Regions from separate parts of the Homo sapiens genome. Here region 1 is linked to region 2. The links are chromatin contacts, found by Hi-C or POLR2A ChIA-PET in ENCODE. All regions are on one chromosome and are shown on one strand. Each heading gives the region's core, a stretch centred on a gene start or an enhancer-like site at or near the end of the contact. The rest is flanking DNA. Distances are from core to core; before and after follow the strand shown.

Evidence for each region. Hi-C counts contacts between places; a loop is a spot of excess contacts on that map. ChIA-PET counts read pairs that join two places held with the same protein, here RNA polymerase II (POLR2A). Pooled maps may share reads with other maps.
Region 1: a loop to region 2 is called in a pooled map, with 9 times the contacts of the local background. The contact joins two enhancer-like sites. A Hi-C loop is called at or near these places in 6 of 168 maps with a recorded cell type or tissue (GM13976, body of pancreas, endothelial cell of hepatic sinusoid and 3 more) and 5 of 50 pooled maps. POLR2A ChIA-PET finds 5 or more read pairs at or near these places in 3 of 52 experiments (AG04449, H1 and MCF 10A).

Annotation. Positions count from the first base shown.
Region 1 is chr17:884,912-890,764 of GRCh38, reverse strand. All of the region lies in intron 1 of NXN (nucleoredoxin), which reads left to right. Among named protein-coding and RNA genes, the nearest start is that of NXN, 92 kb to the left of the region's middle. RefSeq lists an enhancer at 3,007-3,506. Within about 2 kb of position 4,289, at least 16 of the 41 ENCODE cell types and tissues checked have a DNase peak (open chromatin) inside an H3K27ac peak, as active enhancers do; they include psoas muscle, where a contact is called at or near this core.
Region 2 is chr17:810,954-816,432 of GRCh38, reverse strand. The region is part of intron 5 of NXN (nucleoredoxin); the gene reads left to right. Among named protein-coding and RNA genes, the nearest start is that of MRM3, 31 kb to the right of the region's middle. Within about 2 kb of position 2,417, at least 2 of the 41 ENCODE cell types and tissues checked have a DNase peak (open chromatin) inside an H3K27ac peak, as active enhancers do; they include psoas muscle, where a contact is called at or near this core.

The DNA.
Region 1 (5,853 bases), core at 3,040-5,539, 72 kb before region 2:
TCCTCCACCCTTATCTGTCAGAAGTCATAAAACCCCAGATGTAACCAGAAAAATCCAGAAAAATATTATTTTGAAAAAACTCTTGGCTAGATGCGGTGGCTCATGCCTGTAATCCCAGCACTTTGGGCGGCCGAGGTGGGCGGATCACGAGGTCAGGAGATCGAGACCATCCTGGCTAACAAGGTGAAAACCCCATCTCTACTAAAAAAAAAAATACAAAAAATTAGCCGGGCGTGCTGGTGGGTGTCTGTAAGTCCTAGCTACTGGGGAGGCTGAGGCAGGAGAATGGCGTGAACCCGGGAGGTGGAGCTTGCAGTGAACCGAGATTGTGTCACTGCACTCCAGCCTGGGCGACAGAGTGAGAGTCCGTCTCAAAAAACAAAAAGAAAAATTTCTTTCTTTGTGGGTGCATCTTTGGGCTGGAGCGGGAAGAGCTTTGCGGAACAAAAGTGTTCCAACTGAGGCATATAAAACAAATTTTATTCAAACTTTAATTATCTCCCACCTGCTGGTGCTTTGTGATGTTCAGAGGGAAAAGGATCATCGAGAACAGCATTTGATGTGCATGAGAGTTGCTGGTTTTTTTCTGTTCTTAGATGGGATTTATTCTTAAGTTTATTTCATAACGAGTAGGTCCAGACACTGAGTTCACGCCGGCATGCTTGATACTGTTTAATTAAGATCCTTTACACATGAGGTGTTGACTTTTGTTGTGTTGAATTCAGTTTCTTCCTAAGTTTGGACCTTGGGTTTTGGGTGTCTTTCTTCATCCTGGTGAGAGGGATGGGGTACTGGGCGTGTGCTCTTTGTGAGTGGGGGTACGTGATCTACGGCAGGTTGGGGGAGCGAAGGGAAAACGTGGCAGTGCTTTGCTTTTCACCAGGCTCCGAAATATCCACAGCCTTAGACTTGAAACCCGAGTGTCATTCCTCATTTTGCATTCTGCAACAGCCAACAATTAATCTGTCTGCATTTCTTTTCTCTCTCTTTTCTTTCTTTCTTTTTCTTTCTTTCTTTCTTTCTTTCTTTCTTTCTTTCTTTCTTTCTTTCTTTCTTTCTTTCTTTTTCTTTCTTTCTTCTTTTCTTTTCTTTCACAGTCTCGCTCTGTTGCTCAGGCTGTAGTGCAATGGAGCAATCTCGGCTCACTGCAACCTCCGCCTCCCGGGTTCAAGCGATTCTCCTAGCTGGGATTACAGGCACACGCCACCACCAGGCTAATTTTTGTATTTTAGTGGAGACAGGGTTTTGCCTTGTTGGCCAGGCTGGTCTTGAACTCCTGACCTCAGGCGATCCACCTGTTTTGGCCTCCCAAAGTGCTGGGATGAAAGGCGTGAGCCACCGCATCCGGCCAATCTCTCTGCATTTCTCATTCATTTCTACCTTCCTGTGGTCTTTTTGCCTCCGATGCAGGATCACTGCGGGTAGCAGGGCTTAGAGCTTTTCAGTATGTTTCGACAACGGTAGCTTCATCACTGAAGCACAGGGCACGTGCAGGTGCTGGGCTTTCTGCTCTGTCTTCTCACTTAATCCTCCTGAGAAGGCAAGTGTGGCACGTGCAGGCGCTGGGCTTTCTGCTCTGTCTTCCCACTTAATCCTCCTGAGAAGGTAAGTGCCACATAGCTGGCAGGTGGTGGAGATGAGATTTGAACCTGTTTCCTGACCACAATCCATCGGTTAACCACAAACATTAGTGTCTTTCTCTTTGTGCTGTAAGGCTTAGAACCCCCAGCGTTCTGGTTCTTGTTTCTTCTGAGTCAGATGTTTCAAGTGGCTCCGTCAATCTTTTTTTTTTTTTTTTTTTTGAGATGGAGTTTTGTTTTGCACTTGTCGCCCCCAGGCTGGAGTGCAGTGGTGCGATCTCAGCTCACAGCAACCTCCACCTCCTGGGTTCAAGTGATTCTCCTGCCTCAGCCTCCTGGGTAGCTGGGATTACAGGTGCCCACCACCATGTCCAGCTAATTTTTGTATTTTTAGTAGAGACGGGGTTTCTCCATGTTGGTCAGGCTGGTCTCGAACTCCTGACCTCAGGTGATCCACCTGCCCTGGCCTCCCAAAGTGCTGGGATTACAGGTGCGAGCCACCACACCTGGCCTCTGTCAATCTTTATGTAAGTTCTGATGCATCTAGAATGTCCTCTCTCATCCCAGCTGTATTTATTTTTTATTTTTTGCTATGATTGATAATAGCAATTGTCTGAAGACCTAAGAGCACCCTCGTTTTCTTGAAGTCAAAAAACCTTGCTGAGACCAGGTGTGATGGCTCATGCCTGTCATCCCAGGACTTTGGGGGGCCAAGGTGGCCAGATCCTTTAAGCCCAGGATTTCTTTGCCAGACTGGGCAACACAGCGAGACCCCATCTCTACAGAATGATTTTAAAAATTAGCCAGGAGTGGTGATGCATGCCTGTGGTCCCTGCTACTCAGGAGGCTGAGGTGGGAGGATCGCTTGAGCCCAGGAGGTCGAGGTTGCAGTGAGCTGTGCTTGCACCCCTGCACTCCAGCCTGAGGAACAGAGCGAGGCCCTGTCTCAAAGAAGTAAAGATTATAAATTAAAACTAATCTTGTGGAACTTAGTCCTGCTGTAAGATACAGATTTTCCTTTTTATTGCATGAGAAGTCCCTTAAACCCTGCTTTCTGTCCCTCTCTGTACCCCGTACGGTACCTGCGCCCCATCCGTGTCGTATGAACCCAAGTTGAGGAGACAGGAACACTCCTGAGCATGTGCTGTACCTGGCACGCTTCTCAACCGTGACCCGTGTGGCAGTTACAGACCTCTCTGTTTTACACGAGGGAGCTGAGGCTTGGAGAGGTCTGGTGGACTTGCTTTGAACCTCACGGCTAGTGGGTTGTCATAGATCCAAGGGTTTAAACTCAGGCCTCCGTGACGCTGAAGCCCACGTCCTTGCCTCTCTGTTCTTCTTTTCCATCGAATGGGAATTGGGTCAAATGGAATTCTGCCTTTTTCTTAGGAAAAAGGAGGTGGAAAAGGCATGTAGAAACACGTAGAAAGCCTTTCTCTTTTTTCCCCCTCAAGCCATAGGGGCCAGCTCTGTGACGGTGGTTCACTGACATGGAGCGAATGGAAAAATGGGGTCATGTCTCCGCCAGAAGCCTGCATTCCCGTTTAATTGGCGAGCACACACTTTCTTTGTATTTGTTTACCTTATGGCTGGTTCTGACAAATAAAATGGATTCTTTTCTCGGCCTCTTCACTTGGGAGGAGTAAGCTGTGGGGTATTAGTGGAGGGAGTGAAGGCCTGAAAATGCCCGGGATTTGGAAAATCTCCGAGAATGTGGTGCAGAAGAAGGTATTCTTGACTTTGGTGACGAGCATATGAACGGCAGCTTCCCAAGTTGGTGACAAGAGCTCATGAACGGCAGCTTCCCCAGTCACCCTCACTGAATCGGACGCTGCCTTGTGACTGTACGTTGTCCACACCTCCCCCTGCACCTCCGCCAAACCTTCGTCGCTGTGGCCACTTGCCTGGGAGAGGACTGGCCGGTCAGCTAGCATGGATTTATGGAGCTCCCACCAGATAAAAGACTGAGGCCAGGCGCGGTGGCTCACGCCTGTAATCCCAGCACTTTGGAAGGTTGAGGCGGGTGAATTGCTTGAGGCCAGGAGTTCGAGACCAGCCTGGGCAACATGGTGAGACCCCCATCTCTACAGAAAAAAAAAAATACAAAAATTAGCCAAGTGTGGTGGTTCACGCCTTGTAGTCCCAGCTACTTGGGAGGCAGAGGTGGCAGGATTGCTTGAGCCCAGGAGGTTAAGGCCGTAGCCATGATCACTCCACTGCACTCCAGCCTGGATCTGAAAAAAAATAAATAAATAACAAAATAAAAGTTTGTTTTATCCAGACTGTCAGGCAAAAATGTTAGGATAAACAATAGAATGAGATCAAAGCCTTCCTCTTTTTGCTTTAGGTTGGAATTCAAACCATCCAGTGTAGTAAGAGGTATTATTTCTATTTTTTTTTTTTTTTTGAGACAGAGTCTCACTCTGTCGCCCAGGTTGGAGTGCAGTGGCACGATCTCAGCTCACTGCAAGCTCCACCTCCCGAGTTGAAGTGATTCTCCTGCCTCAGTCTCCTGAGTAGCTGGGACTACAGCTGTGTGCCACCACGCCCGGCTAATTTTTTGTATTTTTAGTAGAGATGGGGTTTCACCACATTGGCCAGGCTGATCTCGAACTCCTGACCTCAGGTGATCCACCCACATTGGCCTTCCAAAGTGCTGGGATTCCTGGCGTGAGCCACCGCGCCGGCCAACGGTGTTGGTTCCCGTGGAGCGAAGCCTCTCCGTGCGCTGCCAGCCTCCCAGGGAAGAATCATGAGCAAGTGGCAGGTGTCCAGCAGAATCTATCTTACGTCTCTTGGAATAAATATTCCCTCTGGCTCGGTAAGAGCAAAACCCTTTAGTCCAGCTTGGATGTTAGAGAACCTTCTGCTTGCTTAATTTATTGATTTTTTAAAGCCAAAGCAATGTCAGCAGAGCCAAGAATAATGTTGGAGAGATTCTAAGAACATGGCCTTGCGTAGTTTTCCTGACTGAAATCCACTCTGCCTAACACTGGGGACCTGGGAGCTGCTTCCGTGGAGAAACCCGGACCCGTGGTCAGAATGGGGTGGCTCCTGACACAGAGCCTTCAATTTCTGATGGGCTCCACCTGGCCCCAGCCTCTTTGTGCCTTTTGTGTGGTTCCATGCCAGGGTTTTGAGCTGCGTTTGGAGCCTTTGGTTAGAATTTTCTAAGGAGCATTAAAAGTGAGTACCACAGCTGGGCGCGGTGGCTCACGCCTATAATCCCAGCACTTTGGGAGGCCGAGGCGGGCGGATCACGAGGTCAGGAGATCGAGACCATCCTGGCTGACACGGTGAAACCCCGTCTCTACTAAAAAAATACAAAAAAAAAAAATTAGCCGGGCGTGGTGGCGGGCGCCTGTAGTCCCAGCTACTCGGGAGGCTGAGACAGGAGAATGGCGTGAACCCGGGAGGCAGAGCTTGCAGTGAGCTGAGATTGCGCCACTGCACTCCAGCCTGGGGGACAGAGCGACTCTGTCTCAAAAAAAAAAAAAAAAAAAAAAAAAAAAGCGAGTACCGCAGCCCCCAGGTGGGCATGGCGCCTCTCTTCAGAGAGGGGCATGTGTGCGCAAAGAAAAGGAAGCCATTTACTTCCAGAGATGATTCCTGGCTAAGAAACGATTATGAGAAATGAAAGACTAGACATAGGAGACGGACTATGAAATCCTGAACTCTTTTTTTTTTCCTTTTCTTTTCTTTTTTTTGAGATTGAGTCTCGCTCTTGTTGCCCAGGCTGGAGTGTAGTGGTGCGATCTCCGCTCACTGCAACCTCCACCTCCCGGGTTCAAGTGATTCTCCTGCCTCAGCCTCCCAAGTAGCTGGGATGACGGGCGCCTGCACCACGCCCAGCTAATTTTTGTATTTTTAGTAGAGACGAGGTGTCACCATGTTGGCCAGACTGGTCTCTTGGCCAGGCTGGTCTCAACCTCTGACCTCGTGATCCGCCCGTCTCGGCCTCCCAAAATGCTGGGATTACAGGCGTGAGCCACTGCGACCGGCCGCATATGTTGAGTCTTATTAGTCTCTGTCCTAAACTTGACTGATCATGATGGGACATGTCAGCCTGAATGAGACCCTTTCCTGGACCTCTCTTTCATACTGTATCATCCCACCCAGGAGGCCTGACTCAGCTCCGCTTGGTCTTAGATGTCCCTCTTACCCCTAAAGGGGATGGCGCTCGCCATAGGATGCCCCAGGCCAGATTCTTCTTTCATTTACACCTTGGTCATTCTCCTGTGTCCTCCGCTGAGTGTTTGTTTTGGGGGAAAGC
Region 2 (5,479 bases), core at 1,168-3,667:
CACGTTTTCTTGCAGAAGGATCTTGGCTGCAACGTCACAGGATAGACCTGGCCTGGTCCTCACAGGGCACTCTCCTTAGAGACCATGACAGGGACAGTGAAGGTCTGGGGGGCTGTAAGCATTTTGCACTTTAAAAAAATACATGGGTTGTACTTTGTCCTTCTAATCCATGGGATTCAGGTCTTCGTCCCCAGAACGACTCTGTGTTAATTAAAAGCGACGTGACTGCCTGATTGTAACTGGACAGTGGGAAGGGGTTTCGGCCTCAGCTTCCAGTTGCAACCAGAGGCCCTTGGAGGGGCTACAGGTGAGATGCTAGTCAGCTACGTAGGGCCCAGGTCTCTCCCAAGCGTTACCGAGCGCCGTGTCCTGCCCCTCCTGATGGCTGTGGATTTTCCATCCTTTCTCCATACAGAGATATCCTGGGTTTCTTCTAATCCCTGTTCCCCTTATACACCAGGAGGTGATGGTCTCTGATGTGTGTCTTCCTCCGACTCCCCTAACAAAGGCCCGCCGGTCACATTCAGGCCCCTCTTATCCTCCCTACTGGCCTCTGTGTGTGCACGTGTGTGCACAGGTGTGTACAAAGTGTGACTCTGTTTGACGTGGCTGGGTCTTGGAGCACCCCTCACACATGATCCGGAGGCACGTTAAACGTTCAGGCCAAGAAGAACGTTTTTATCTTGAATAAAACAGATAACAGGCCCTGCGCTTTGCAGAGCTTAGGGATCTAGAGTGGACACTGGCCCTCATTGTACGGATGGATGTCAGCTGAACTGTGGGTGCCTCATCGCCTTCAAAACCTACAGAGCTTAGGGATCTAGAGTGGACACTCGCCCTCATCATACGGATGGAAGTCAGCTGAACTGTGAGTGCCTCATCGCCTTCAAAACCTACAGAGCTTAGGGATCTAGAGTGGACACTCGCCCTCATCATACGGATGGAAGTCAGCTGAACTGTGAGTGCCTCATCGCCTTCAAAACCTACAGAGCTTAGGGATCTAGAGTGGACACTCGCCCTCATCGTACGGATGGGTGTCAGCTGAACTGTGAGTGCCTCGTCGCCTTCAAAACCTACAGAGCTTAGGGATCTAGAGTGGACACTCGCCCTCATCATACAGATGGAAGTCAGCTGAACTGTGGGTGCCTTGTCGCCTTCAAAACCTACAGAGCTTAGGGATCTAGAGTGGACACTGGCCCTCATCATATGGATGGATGTCAGCTGAACTGTGAGTGCCTCATCGCCTTCAAAACCTACCGGGTGGCAGGCTTTTGTTTTTATCTTTTGTATACTTTGAATTTCATTATGAACCACAATTATTTTCTTTGCTTTAGCACCTAGAAGACTCAGCTGAATTTGTAACTACTGCCTAGGCATGGTGGCTCACGCCTGTAATCCCTGGACTTTGGGAGGCCGAGGTGGGTGGATCACCTGAGGTCAGGAGTTCGAGATCAGCCTGGCCAACATGGCGAAACCCCATCTCTACTAAAAATACAAAAATTAGCCAGGCGTGGTGGTGGTCACCTATAATCCCAGCTACTCGGGAGGCTGAGGCAGGAGAATCACTTGAACCTGGGAGGCGGAGGTTGTAGTGAGCCGAGATCACACCACTGCACTCCAGCCTGGGTGACAAGAGTGAAATTCCTCCCTAAGTGCTGGGATTACAGGCGTGAGCCACTGCGCCCGGCCGGATTTGATGTATTGAGTGCGTGCTAACCATCCCATACTCTCCGTACTGAGCTCCACGGGAAGTCACTAGGAGAGGGGCCCAGTGCTGCCCTTGAGTGGACAGGATGAGATGGACAGTTGGGCATATCTGAGGAGCGGAGTGTGATGACGTCTTCACGAACACGACAGTGTTGGTCCGAGTACGTGTCATTTCGTACGAGGGCCTGGAAGACGGACACTTGTCACTTAGAGTGGAGCTGCTGCCGCGCCCCCTCTCTGCTGCTCCATTGGGTCAGGAGGCCTTTCCACATAGAGGCATTTTCTTTCCCAGCACCTCATCATCCGTGGAGCAGAATCTTCCTCTCTGAGGTACGGAGTTCCTTCCTGGATGTGAGGGCCCGTGGGTTGCCGGTATTGCTGGTGGCCAACGCTCAGGCCAGGGGGTCACCTGAAACTAATAAGGTACCCTAGGACAGCCTTTTTTCTTTTTTTCTTTTCTTTTTTTTGAGACAGAGTCTCACTCTATCACCCAGGCTGGAGTGCAGTGGCGCAATCTCTGCTCACTACATCTGCCTTCCGGGTTCACGCCGTTCTCCTGCGTCAGCCTCCGGAGTAGCTGGGATTATAGGCACCCACCACCACACCTGGCTAACTTTTTGTATTTTTAGTAGAGACAGGGTTTCACCATGTTGGCCAGCCTGGTCTTGAGCTCCTGACCTCATGTGATCTGCCTGCCTTGGCCTCCCAAAGTGCTGGGATTACAGGCATGAGTCACCGTGCCCGGCTCTTTTTTTTTTTAGACAGAGTCTTGCTCTGTTACCCAGAGGCTGGAGTACATTGGCACAATCTTGGCTCACTGCAACCTCTGCCTCCCGGGTTCAAGCGATCTTCCTGCCTCAGCCTCCTGAGTAGCTGGGATTATAGGCACCTGCCACTACGCCCAGCTAATTTTTGTATTTTTAGTAGAGACAGAGTTTCTCCATTTGACCAGGCTGGTCTCAAACTCCTGACCTCGTGATGTGCCCGCCTTGGCCTCCCAAAGTGCTGGGATTACAGGCGTGAGCCACCGCGCCCGGCCGGCCGTAGTCTCTTAAACAAAAAAAAAATGCTGAAGTTAAATACCAAATATGCATGCACTTCTTGACACACAGAAACGTCAGTGGCATGAGTTTGATTCATACTTCTAAACTTAATTCCAGATCCTCCTAGTTTTGAAAGATGCTCACGTATTAAGGAAATCATTATATCATTCCAGGGATATCACTTTGGAAGCGCCTTCTCAGCGCTTCGAGGTTGGGCTGAGCCCCACGTGCGGCATTCCGTCCGCGTCGATGGCCCTATTTGTGGTGCCCTGTCCTTGTCCTCCAAGCCGGGGGCCGTTTCTCCTTCAGAGCCCGTCTCACTCAGTCCCTGGTTTCACTGGTATCAGTTCTGGCTTCTCTCTAGTCTTAGAAGCCAGCCACCCTCCCTAGACTGCACCATCCCTTGATGGGAGTTTGCCTTTCTTTGCCTCTGAGGATATTTAAATGTGGCCAGGCTGGGCCGAAATACCTCTGAAGGAACTGTGCATTCGTTCATAAGCTTTGTAGCGTCACAAAACTCTGACCAGTATTTTTGATTGAATTCTGAATATTTCTGAGCTTTTGTGTGATTCCGTGGTTACGGCTTCCAGTGTCATTCAGTGGACGTGTTCCAGGTGTGTGAACACACGCACACACACGCTCACACATTCACACACGCGTGCACACAACCTACACACATGCAAACACCTACATTCACATGTGCACACACACCTACAAACATGCACACCTACACTCACACATATGCACACTCACACACGCACACACCTACAGTCACACATGCACACACCTACATTCACATGTGCGCACACACCCACACACACCTACACACATGCACACACCTACACTCACACATGCACACTCGCACACACACCTACACTCACGCACACACACCTACACACATGCACACACCTACACTCACACATATGCACACTCTCACTCACGCACCCTACACTCACACACCCTACACTCACATGCAAACACCTACATTCATATGTGCACACACCTACACTCACACACACCTACAGTCACACACATGCACACTCACACACACCTACACTCACCTACACTCACACAATGCACACTCGCGCCATCACACACACGTGCACACACAGACTCACACACACACTCGCTCTGCAGGGTCCTGGCTGTTGGAGTGTCTGGTCTGCACATCCTGTGGGGCTTCTCTGGGGACGTCCTGCTCCCTGTTTGAGTCTGTCTGTGCCCTGGGGTCTCAGTCCCATCTCACTTGTTTCTCTCCCGCTGAAGAGCTTGTATAAAGATTCCTTCACAGAGCAGTGCCAGGTACACCCCCTGCCTGCACCCAAAGGGAGCCGCCTCCACCTGGCCTGTCTTTGGACTTACACTGGGGCAGTGGCTTGATCTGCTGGTCATTTTGTGGATTGAGTCATGTGAGGGCAGAGTGTTCTGACAGGCTCGGGTGAAAATGGGTAACCCAGGCCACGCGCAGTGGCTCACGCCTGTAATCCCAGCACTTTGGGAGGCCGAGGCGGGCGGATCACGAGGTCAGGAGATCGAGACCGTCCTGGCTAACACGGTGAAACCCCGTCTCTATTAAAAATACAAAAAATTAGCCAGGCGTGGTGACGGGCGCCTGTAGTCCCAGCTACTCGGGAGGCTGAGGCAGGAGAATGGCGTGAACCCGGGAGACGGAGCTTGCAGTGAGCCGAGATCTTGCCACTGCACTCCAGCCTGGGCGACAGAGCGAGACTCCGTCTCAAAAAAAAAAAAAAAAAAAAAAAAAGCAGAACTGGGTAACCGCACAACCCGGAGTCCTATAAGCATCTTGGGGTTTTGAGAATCACCCTGCCGAGTGAAGGGGGCCTGCCAAATGCTGCCAGTGCGTTGAGGTGTCTGGGGGGCGGTACGGGTGGGGGAGTCGGGGCCTCGAGGCTGTGCCCTTGAGCTGTCCATCTCACAGGGTGGCGGCCTCTGCCGTGGTCTTGATGATGAGTTTGGGCCCCAGGCCGGCCTGGCCAAAGTCCCACTGCCGCTGACAGGCTGGCCACCGGCTTCCTTCGGTGCCCTGGGCTGAGCCGGGCTGTGTGACCCATCTCCACAGGACCACTGGGCTCACCAAGGACCTGGCATTTGGCGTCCCCCCACCTCCTGGTCTCGTGGGAATAACTGGCTTCCAGAGTGCTGCCCCCCCCCCAACCCCGGGGCTTTACGCAGCCTGGGGAATGTGCAGCCGTGTGCAGTGCTGAAAATTCTTTTTCTAAGGAGACCGTTGTCAACACACCTGGCAGAAGACAGACCCCGTTAGCAGTTGTCTGAGTCATCCTCGGCTGCCAGGGAGCACGGCACTCTTTGCAGGGAGGTTTACAGCCCCTTCTCTCTTAGGCCAGGGGCCCTGTCTGGTTTGGCTCCCGTGGCCCAACCTTCAGGGAGGGCGGACGGCCTGAGGGCTGTGCAGGGCCTGGAGCAGATGCGGAAGCAGCTAGAGGTGCCGGGCGGCCGGGGTGAGGGCCCTTTGCTCCTCCAGCGTTGAATCCTCTTCTCTGTTTTCCTTCTTCCCTCCTGTGCCACCTCCTCCCGCTCTGCCTTCTCCGCCTCCTTCTTTCTTCCTCTTCTGCTTCCCTCCTTCCTCATCCCGTTCCCTTCCTTGACTCTCTTCCTTTGCCCCTTTCAAAAAAATGGATTTGAGGCAGAATCTGTTTATATAAAAATGAAACATTTGGAGATTGCATGTTTCAACCAGAAGAGGGGCT